Regions from separate parts of the Homo sapiens genome. Here all the other regions are linked to region 1. Evidence: chromatin contacts called from ENCODE Hi-C or POLR2A ChIA-PET data. All regions are on one chromosome and are shown on one strand. The core of a region is the stretch at or near the end of the contact, and the rest is flanking DNA. Distances in the headings are between cores, read along the strand shown.

Evidence for each region. A loop is a pair of places that touch in the nucleus more often than their neighbours do. ChIA-PET counts read pairs that join two places held with the same protein, here RNA polymerase II (POLR2A). Pooled maps may share reads with other maps.
Region 2: a loop to region 1 is called in a map of CD8-positive, alpha-beta T cell, with 16 times the contacts of the local background. The contact joins the promoter of SEC22A here to the promoter of UMPS in region 1. A Hi-C loop is called at or near these places in 2 of 168 maps with a recorded cell type or tissue (CD8-positive, alpha-beta T cell and naive thymus-derived CD4-positive, alpha-beta T cell) and 9 of 50 pooled maps.
Region 3: a loop to region 1 is called in a map of CD8-positive, alpha-beta T cell, with 14 times the contacts of the local background. The contact joins the promoter of ALDH1L1-AS1 here to the promoter of UMPS in region 1. A Hi-C loop is called at or near these places in 4 of 168 maps with a recorded cell type or tissue (CD4-positive, alpha-beta T cell, CD8-positive, alpha-beta T cell and naive thymus-derived CD4-positive, alpha-beta T cell) and 8 of 50 pooled maps. POLR2A ChIA-PET finds 5 or more read pairs at or near these places in 1 of 52 experiments (activated CD4-positive, alpha-beta T cell).

What each region holds. Positions count from the first base shown.
Region 1 is chr3:124,728,834-124,731,840 of GRCh38, reverse strand. It overlaps UMPS (uridine monophosphate synthetase), which reads right to left and starts at 1,389. Exons shown (of 6, transcript NM_000373.4): 1 at 1,214-1,389. The coding sequence starts at 1,369. RefSeq lists enhancers at 1,310-1,719, 1,132-1,731.
Region 2 is chr3:123,200,545-123,203,551 of GRCh38, reverse strand. It overlaps SEC22A (SEC22 homolog A, vesicle trafficking protein), which reads right to left and starts at 1,609. Exons shown (of 7, transcript NM_012430.5): 1 at 1,566-1,609. RefSeq lists enhancers at 1,523-1,572, 1,813-1,892, 1,903-2,052.
Region 3 is chr3:126,082,714-126,085,720 of GRCh38, reverse strand. It overlaps ALDH1L1-AS1 (ALDH1L1 antisense RNA 1), which reads right to left and starts at 1,506. Exons shown (of 8, transcript NR_190231.1): 1 at 1,269-1,506. SLC41A3 (solute carrier family 41 member 3) reads left to right here and starts at 1,597. Exons shown (of 11, transcript NM_017836.4): 1 at 1,597-1,628. RefSeq lists silencers at 1,250-1,799, 1,840-1,949.

The DNA.
Region 1 (3,007 bases), core at 140-2,639:
GGCTCAATTTCGGCTAACTGCAACCTCCTGATTCTTCTGCCTCAGCCTCCTGAGTAGCTGGGATTACAGGTGTGCACCACCATGCCCAGCTAATTTTTGCATTTTCAGTAGAGACAGGGTTTCACCATGTTGGCCAGGCTGGTCTCGAACTCCAGACCTTAAGTGATCCACCCGCCTCAGCCTCCCAAAGAAAGCCTCCCAAAGTTGGGACTACAGGCATGAGCCCCTGTGCTCACCCGAGGCAAGAAGATCTCTTAAGCCCAGGAGTTCCAGGCTGCAGTGAGCTATGATCACAGAGCTGCACTCCAGCCTGGGTGACGTAAGAGAGATCCCATCTAAAAAATAAATAAATAAAATAATAACACAAGCGATTGATTAGCTATACATTGTTCTTTGTATCACACATTCCAGGTACATTAAGATAATGGGAGAGGCAGCTAGTCAGGGACAAAATTCCTTTAAATAATTGTCCCGGGGCTGCATAGGGGAGTATGGTTGAAGTCTCTCTGGGCTCTGATAAATTTTGTATACATCACAGAGTTCTGGTTGTTCTATTTTCCTTTTCTCACCAGTAATTTCCCAGCTACTGAATTCTCTGCCTACCCACGTTTTCCCGGTCTATTTGTTTGTTTTTTGAGGGCAGGGTCTCACTTGTCGCCCAGGCTGGAGTGCAGTGGCGCAATGACAGCTCATTGCAGCCTTGACCTCCCAGGCTCAGGTGATCCTCCCACCTCAGCGTCCCAGGCGTGCGCCACCACACCCAGCTAATTTTTTGTAGAGACGGGGTCTCGTCATGTTGCCCAGGCTGGTCTCGAACTCCTGGGGCTCAGGTGATCTGCCCACTTAGGCATCCCAAAGTGCTGGTATTACTCTCATGAGGCACCACGCCCGGCCGCAAGTCTAATTTTCTTAAAGAGTTAAATATACAGAATTCATTCAAGTGTGCTTCAGTGCCAGAAAGCGTTCCAAACTGGGTTTCCCGACTTTTGCAAAACACGTGTCTAAGCGTGTGGGTGAAAGAACAGACGACTCTCGAGGAGCCCAACCCCTGGCCTCTGTGCTTCTCATGCTTACTCCCCAAACCAAGAGTAGGGTCGGTCTGCCTGCTTGGCTCTTTTGCTCTCACTCACGGCCCAACTCCTGTCACCCTCTTCCATTTCCTTGTCCTCCTTCCCGCCACCAAGCCCTGTCCTTTCCCTTCCTAGGCCAGCACCTGACTCAGAAGACGCGGTCGAGACACGATGCCCCGCAGATCGATGTAGATGGGGGAGGAAAGCCCGCTCTTCAGCACGAAGTCCCCAAACTTGAAAGCCTGCACGTCGTACAGACCCGTCACCAATGGCCCCAAAGCTGCACGAGCGACCGCCATTGTCGCGCGCTGCCTGTTTGCTTCAAATTCCCAGGCGCCCCGGGCCTCCGGCGCCCCGATGACGTCACCCGCGAAGTCCCGCCTCTTCCGCCTGCCTCGTCTGCAGCTTTCCCGGCTTGCTGCACCCGTGGGTTTCCCCGGGCTCAAGGGTCAGGTGGATGGTAGCGAACCTAGCGCCAGTTTGTGCTTCTCCTGGTTTCTTCTGGATGGGGTCGCTGGGGTTCAAAGCCCAGAACAGCTAGATTGACTGTAGGATCATGAAGTCCCACCTTTCATGAGAGTTTGCATAAATCCTGTCCATTTTTTAATAGCCAATGCCTTCTCGACTAGTTCTCTTAATTATCTCTACTCCTTGGCCTAACATGTTATATTTGCTAGTTATTAGCCAAGATTTACCCCCCATGTTTCTCCAAATAGAATATAAGTTATCAAAGACAGGGACCTTTACTCAATTCTTTTATTAACTTCATAGCATCTAGTACGTGACAGTTCCATAGCAGTTTGCACATAGGAATATATAGCACTTAGATCATTACAGTATTCATTACCTCTTTTGTCTGTACTCTGCTTCCTGGAGGAGTACTTTTTTATTTCCTTTGGCGTACCTCAAATGCTTAGGTAATAGGTGTAGAAAAGGTAAGGGAGGGAAGGAGGAGAGTTAGAAGACGGTTAATTGATTGGTATCAGGGTTATCCAGGAGGATAATATTGCTAGACAATCTGAAAATCCAAACATATTTGGTCTTTACAAATAAATCCCTTAAAGAAATAATCAATAAATAATCTGTACAAATAAATCCCTTCTCCATTGTGTATATAAGGCAATACTTTATTCTAGCTTAAGGAAAATAACCCTTAAATTCACATAAAGAATGAAACCTTGTCATTTGCAGCAAGGTGGATGAACCTGAAGGACATTATGTTAGTGAAACAAGCCAGGAACAGGAAGATAAATACCAAATGTTCTCGCTCATATGCAGAAGCTAAAAAAGTTGATCTCATGGAGCTAGAGAATAAAATAGTAATCACTAGAGGCTGGGAAGGGTAGGGGGTGGTTAAAGGACACAAATTACAGCTAGATAGGAGGAATAAGTCCTAGTGTTCCATTGCACTGTAGGGTGACTGTAGTCAATAATAATTTACTATATATTTTAAAATAGCTAGAAGAGGGGCGTTTGAATGTTCCCAACACAAAGAAAGGATAAATATTTAAGGTGAGGAATATATGAATTACTCTGATTTGATCACTGTACATTGTGTGTATTGAAATAGCACTATGTACCCAATAAATGTGTACGATATCATGTGTCAACTATAACAAATACTTTTTTAAAAAAGAGGAACAGATAAGGCATAGCTGTATAGTGCACTACAAAGAACATGAAGTTTCAAACCAAAACATTTGGATTTTAGTCCCATTCTACTTACTGGCTGAGTGATCTTTGGCAATGCATTTTGAGCTATATGAGTCTCAATTTTCTCAAAAATAGAATGAAGAAGCCGGGCGCGGTGGCTCACGCCTGTAATCCCAGCACTTTGGGAGGCTGAGGCGGGCGGATCACGAGGTCAGGAGATCAAGACCATCTTGGCTAACATGGTGAAACCCCGTCTCTACTAAAAATACAAAAAAATTAGCTGG
Region 2 (3,007 bases), core at 360-2,859, 1.5 Mb after region 1:
ATCTCAATTTCCACATCTATATATTGTGGCTACTAATAGCATCTATCTCATAGGCTTGTTTTAAAGATGACAATAGTATCTATCTCATAGGATCATGTAAAGTGCCTGAAACATTGCCTTGTAACATGCTAAAAGCACTACATTAAATATTTGCTGTATTATTTATTGATTACTCTCCATGGACCACGCACTTTATACACATTACCTCATTTAAGCGTTCCAAAAACCTGTGAGATAGGTATTATTAGTTCCATTTTACCTTTGAGGAAATTCAAGCCCAGAAAGCTTGAGGAATTTTTTTTAATCCCTAAACGAGTAGGTGACAAAGTAGGGATTTAAACTCAGGCCCAATTCTAACAACTCTGTGAGACACTCAAGGAAGGTCACAGGCACCCCTGTGATAAGACCTAGGCCTCTTTCATATACCAACATAAGATATACTTCGATTTTAACCAGTTGCACGCAAAAAAAAAAAAAAAAAAAAAAAAAAAAAAAAAAGGCACTAAACAGATGTGATGGTTTTCAACATAGGAAATACCCGAATGTCCCATTACTTTAGGATATGGTCACAGGTGTCAGAGTCAAATACTGAATGAACCTTAATATATCAGAAATTGTAGGTACCGTTTAAGGCATTGCCTGATTCCTTACAATCTTAGCATGTAAGCAAATATCAGTAACATGGAAAGTGATTCAGAGTTTGAAAAGTGGCTGTTCCCCTGACTGAAGATCCCAACATCTCCAGTCTGGTGGCTGATACTTTTGCTCTGGGCTAGGCTTTGCCTTGGCTGAATAGGCATAGGAGGGACTGGTTCTCAAGCTCGCCCCCTGCCCCAGGTGGATGATCCAGGAAACTAAGCAGCAGGGAAAAATTATCTTAAGCTGTCTTCACTGGCAGAGAGATTCAAGCCAGCTGGGGCTTGTCCTTTTCTTTTGGAAGCCTCCTCCACTTGCCGAGCCAATTGCTCAGGTCTCCCTTCTGCCACATCGTTCCCAAAGTGACTCTTGAGACAGGGTCTCAAGAGATTTCCGTGAGCCAACGCGGGCAAATATCTGGGCTCAGGGCTCACTCCATCCCCACAAAACGTAAAGTAAGACACTGGTTCAAGTCCCATTCTGCCTAAAAGAAATAGGAAATGCCACCTCAAGCTCTCATGGGCCACCTACACAGGTAGATCACCGTGTTTCTGACACCTGGGCGCCAGGGAATCCCCACCACCATGCTGACAGCCAAGTGCGACTGTCCCTCCCCTTCAAACACTCCTTTCCTGGCTGCCCAACACCCGAGGCGGCTCAGACGAGGCGCAACCGCCGCCCGCCTGGCCCCAGAGAACCCTCAAGTCGAAGGGGACGGGGTCCCCGCTTGCCCGTCCCTCCAGAGCTCCGCGGCCCCGACTCCCATCCCAAAGGCACGGACTTGGCTCCTGCCCGTGGGGTAGGTCTTCAATCCCGAGGGCGAAGGCCGAGGCTGTGGCGAGAGGCAGGGAGCGGGAGGGGAGAGGCCGGCAGGGATTCGAACGACCCCTAAGAAAGGAAGAAGAGGACTGGGAGGGGCCGGGGAGTACCTGTCGAGACGGGACCCGCCGCTCCGAGTGACGCGCCCCGAAGTGCATTGTGGGGCCTGGGAGGGACCTTTCGGCGACGCTGCGGCGCGTCCAACGTGGCTCGCGCCCGCGGAATCAAACCACGCCCCCGTTCCCTCAGCTCACCCAGGCCAATCGGGTTCTGCAGGAAGGACACAACAACCCCCCAGCTCCCGGGGCCCTCCTTAGTCCCACCCGCTCCAGGAGAGATTGGCAGCTTCTCTCGCACCTGCGCCAGAAAAGTACAGCATCCTCTGATGACAGAACTACGTTGACTTCAGAAATAGGGCCAATCTCTTCCGCTCGCCGCCCTGTTTCTGCAGGCATTTTGTCTCTCACACGCGGCCCTACAGCAGACACTTATAAAGGGGACAGGGAGAAAAGCCCCCTCTGGGTGAGCAAGGAGAAGACCTGGCCCCGTCTATTCCCACACACAAGAAGGAAACTAACCATGGCAGAGAAGTGCCAGATGCTGACCCTGCGACCCCTTCCAGCCTTCGCATCGGTCATGCATTATTAAACAGGCATTTCCTGACTGTTTACCATGTGCCAAGCACCGTGTTAAGCACGGGGTTACAGGAGTGGACATAACACTTGATGGAATTTAAGGAGTAATTGGAGCAAGAGATATTAAAGCATAAATAGTTACAGAACTACAAATTGTCAGTATTGGGAGGGAAAATTAGTGGGTGCAATGATCAATTAATTTTGGACTATCAGGGAAAAGACTTCTGAATAAGTGCCTTTTAAGCGGCAGGCATATTGAAGAGCCTTAGAGAATGTTCCCCGCCAAGGAAATATTGTGTGAGGTTGTCGGGGCATGAAAGAACTTCTTGTGCTCTAGGAACTAAAAGGGAGTCAGTGTGGATGGAGTGTAGGGAGCAAGGAGAAACTTTGCCCGTTGACCTTAAGATATCTTCCAAAATACAGCCTGAAATCTGTAATGTGGCCAATAAGAGTCAGCATGGTCTGGCCCTTGTCTCATCTCAGCCCAAGGTCAATGGGCAGCTAATAAAGACTATTAAGTAGGATCCTATTTGCATATTTAAGAATCACTCAGGCTGTTTGTGGAGAATAGTGTGGAAAAGGGCAAGAAGGGCTGCTGGAAAGCCATTTGGAGGCAGTTGCGTCAGGCAAAGCCAGAAATGATGGGGCTTGAACTAGTGTAATGGGAGTTAGAGACAGAAAGAGGTAGATAATTTCAAGATATGTATAAATTAGAAATGGTATCCAAGGGACTTCATAACGGATTGGTTTGCCGGGAAGGGTCAACAAAAAGGAATATTAAGGATGACTCCTTAAGTAACTAGATGGATTAAGAAGCCATTTACTGACTCATGGAACACAGAAAGAGGAGCAAATGGTTTGGAATATGTTAAATTTGAAATGCCTATAAATGGAGATGTCAAGTAGATTTGGATATG
Region 3 (3,007 bases), core at 257-2,756, 1.4 Mb before region 1:
TATGAAAACAACAGTTCAATTCCTCACACAAATGCGCAGACAAGCCGAATCAAGATTAATTTTGGGAGAAAAAGCAATAAAGAAAACCCTTTAGAATGTGTCTCTGAACTAGAATTAGAATCCTTAAACAACAACTTCCTAGGAGAAAAACCAGCTCACACTAAACGAAGGACTGTCAACCAAAGGGCGATCTGGGGCTCAGGAGAACTTAACCAGTTCCATCGGGGGAGAAGCTAGAAGTCTGGGAGGCTTCAATGGGCCCCACTGGTATCTTCGCTCCGAGTTCAGGCAACTCCTTTGGGGTCCTGAGTCTTCTCTGAGGCCCCACGCTGGGTGCCAAATTATTGTGGAAGAGTCAAACTCTGTAAAATATTTGAAGAGATTTATTGTGAGCCAAATATGAGTGACCACAGCCAGTGACACAGCCTTCAGGAGGTCTTGAGAACATGTGCCCAAGGAGGTCGGGGTGCAGCTTGGTTTAATACATTCTGAGGAGGCATGAGACTTCAAGTTAAGTTCATTTAAGAAATAAATTTGTTTGATCCAGAAAGGCAGGAAAACTCAAAGAGGGGGAGGGTGGTTCTAGGGTATAGGTCAACTTAAACATTTTCTGGTTGACAATTGGTTGAGTTTGTCCAAAGACCTGGGATTAAAGAAAGGAATGTCTGGGTTAAGAGGTTGTGGAGACCAATGTGTTTTATCACGCAGATGAAGTATTCGGATAGGGTAGCAGGCTTCAGAGAGAAGAGGCTGTAAAATGTTTCTTATCAGACTTAAAGTCTGTGTTGATGTTAATGCAGGAGAGGGATAATGAGGCATGTTCGGCCTCCACTTCCCCTTATGGCCTGAACCAGTTTTTCAGGTTAAATTCTAAAAGTCCTGGCTGAGGAAGAAGTCCATTCGGATGATTTGGTGGTTGGGAACGGGGAGGTGCCTTATCATTTATTTTTTGGTTTAAAATATAATGATATATTTTACCAAGTCTTGTGAACCATCAGGCCTCCCTCAGGCCCGGACTGGGAATTGCCAATTTCGTTAGGTGTGACCGTAATACTATGAGAATGTTTAAAAAAATAGGCCTTACTGATTAAACATACTCGAGTATTTAAAGGAGAATTTATCCACTGGGATGCTTTAAAATTACTCTGGGAAAAAAGGGAAAACGAAAGGCATGTGTGGGGTGAAGCACAGACTTGTCGTTGTTGTTTTTAAAGCAAAAGGCGGGTCCCAAGGGAAGTTGGCTGTCGGTGGGTTCCCGTTCTCCGTACCTTTCTACCTTGACAGCTCCATAATAAAACCTGCAGCCGCATAGGCGCCTCTCCCGTAGCGCTCCCGCGGGGGCGCCAGTGGGGCCCCAGCTGCGAGGAGGGCCCGGGCTCGCGAGACTCGGTCCCCCACTTCCGTCCCCGCGATCCCCGGCTCCCAGCCCCCCGGGCCCCCGGCGGGGCTCTGCGCTGCCGGAGCTTGGGCGTCTGCTGCTGTCCCGGAGCGCCAAGTCGTCCGAGGTCCGGCCGCCCGGCCGGGGCGGGGCCAGGGAGGCCCGGCCTTCCCGCTTCCTGCCTGAGCCGCAGGCCCGCCCCTGCGTCCTCCGCCCGCCTCTTTCCCGCCGCCGCCTGGGAGGGGACCCGGTAAGCGCGGCCCTGTTCCGGGCGGGGTTGGGGCGGAAGGTGGGGTCAGCTGGGGCCCAAGGGGGGTCGGGGAGGCGCGCGGGAGAGGGCGCCCGGGAGTGGGTGCGCGGGAGGCGAGTGAGCCGGGCGCCGGGCCCTGGGGGCTCGGCGGGAGGGGGAGTCAGGTGGGGACCGGGATTTGGGGGACTCGGTGGGGGAAAGGCGCGCGGGAGATGAGGTAAACACGAGGGGTCGGAGGGGCGGCCTGGGGCGGGGTGGGGCCATGCCTGGGGTAGGCCACGCCTCGGGGAGGCCGGGAGAGAACCCAGGCGCTGGGGGTCGCGGGGGAGCCGGCCGGTCCTACCCTTAGGTGTCTGAGGCCGCTCCCCACACCGCTGCGGTGTGCATTCAGCGGCCCTGTCTCCTCCTTCCTGGCCTGCTCAGGGCACGGCTCCTGGTTGGATGTCACACGCGTGACTCCTGCAGCGCCCGCGCGCAGGGACCCCTCGCTGCCTCAGCCAGACCTCCCGCCAGCCTCTACCACAGGCTCAGCCCACTGTCCTGGGTGGGCTCGGTGCAAACCTCTGGTGAAGAAAACCTCCTGGGGGTGCCCAGCCGGGAGTCTGTCTCAGAGTCCCACACTCTCTCCATCCAGGAGAGCCGGTGGGATAGGTCTCTTTAAAATCCCGTTATTTATTTGTTTATTTTTTCCTCTTTCTTCCAGTTTTTTCCATATGACTTTAGTGATCAAATCCCACTTTTTTTTAGAAGGCTTTTTTTACACCAGTGGTTTTCAAACTGTGGTCCCAGGACCAGCAGCACTGCCTTTCCTGAGATCTGCTAGAAATGCGGGTTCCCCAGCCCCACCCTGACCTTCTAAATCCTAAACCTTGGGGGTGGGTCCCCATACTTGTCTTTAGCAGGTCCTCCTCGTGGTTCTGACCATTGATCTGAAACCTTAGGGCTTTGAGGAGTCTGAACTGGGGTTGAGGATGGGCCAGGTGCCCTGTGATGATAATGCATGACTCCATTTAATCTTCACAGCCCTACACAGTAGGTAGTATTACCCCATTTCACAGATTAGGCAACAGAGGTACAGAAAGTTTAATTTTTCCAAGGTCACAGACCTAGAAAGGGGAGGAGCTGGGATTCCAACCTTGGGTTCCGGCTCCAGAACATTCCCACTGAGGCGAGGTCCCCTGTGAAGGTGGGGAGGGGTGAAGCCCAGAGGTCCTGGCGGCCTCCCTGCCAGGCAGAAACCATTAGTTCCAGAATCACGACCAGCCAGGTGCGTGGTCAGCAGTGGCCCTGCCTGCCTGCCTTTGGGCGAGCCCTGGTCTGTGTGAGCTGCTGGGTCCAGGTCCCCGGGCAGGATGTGTTCGCACTGGGGTGCTGACGGG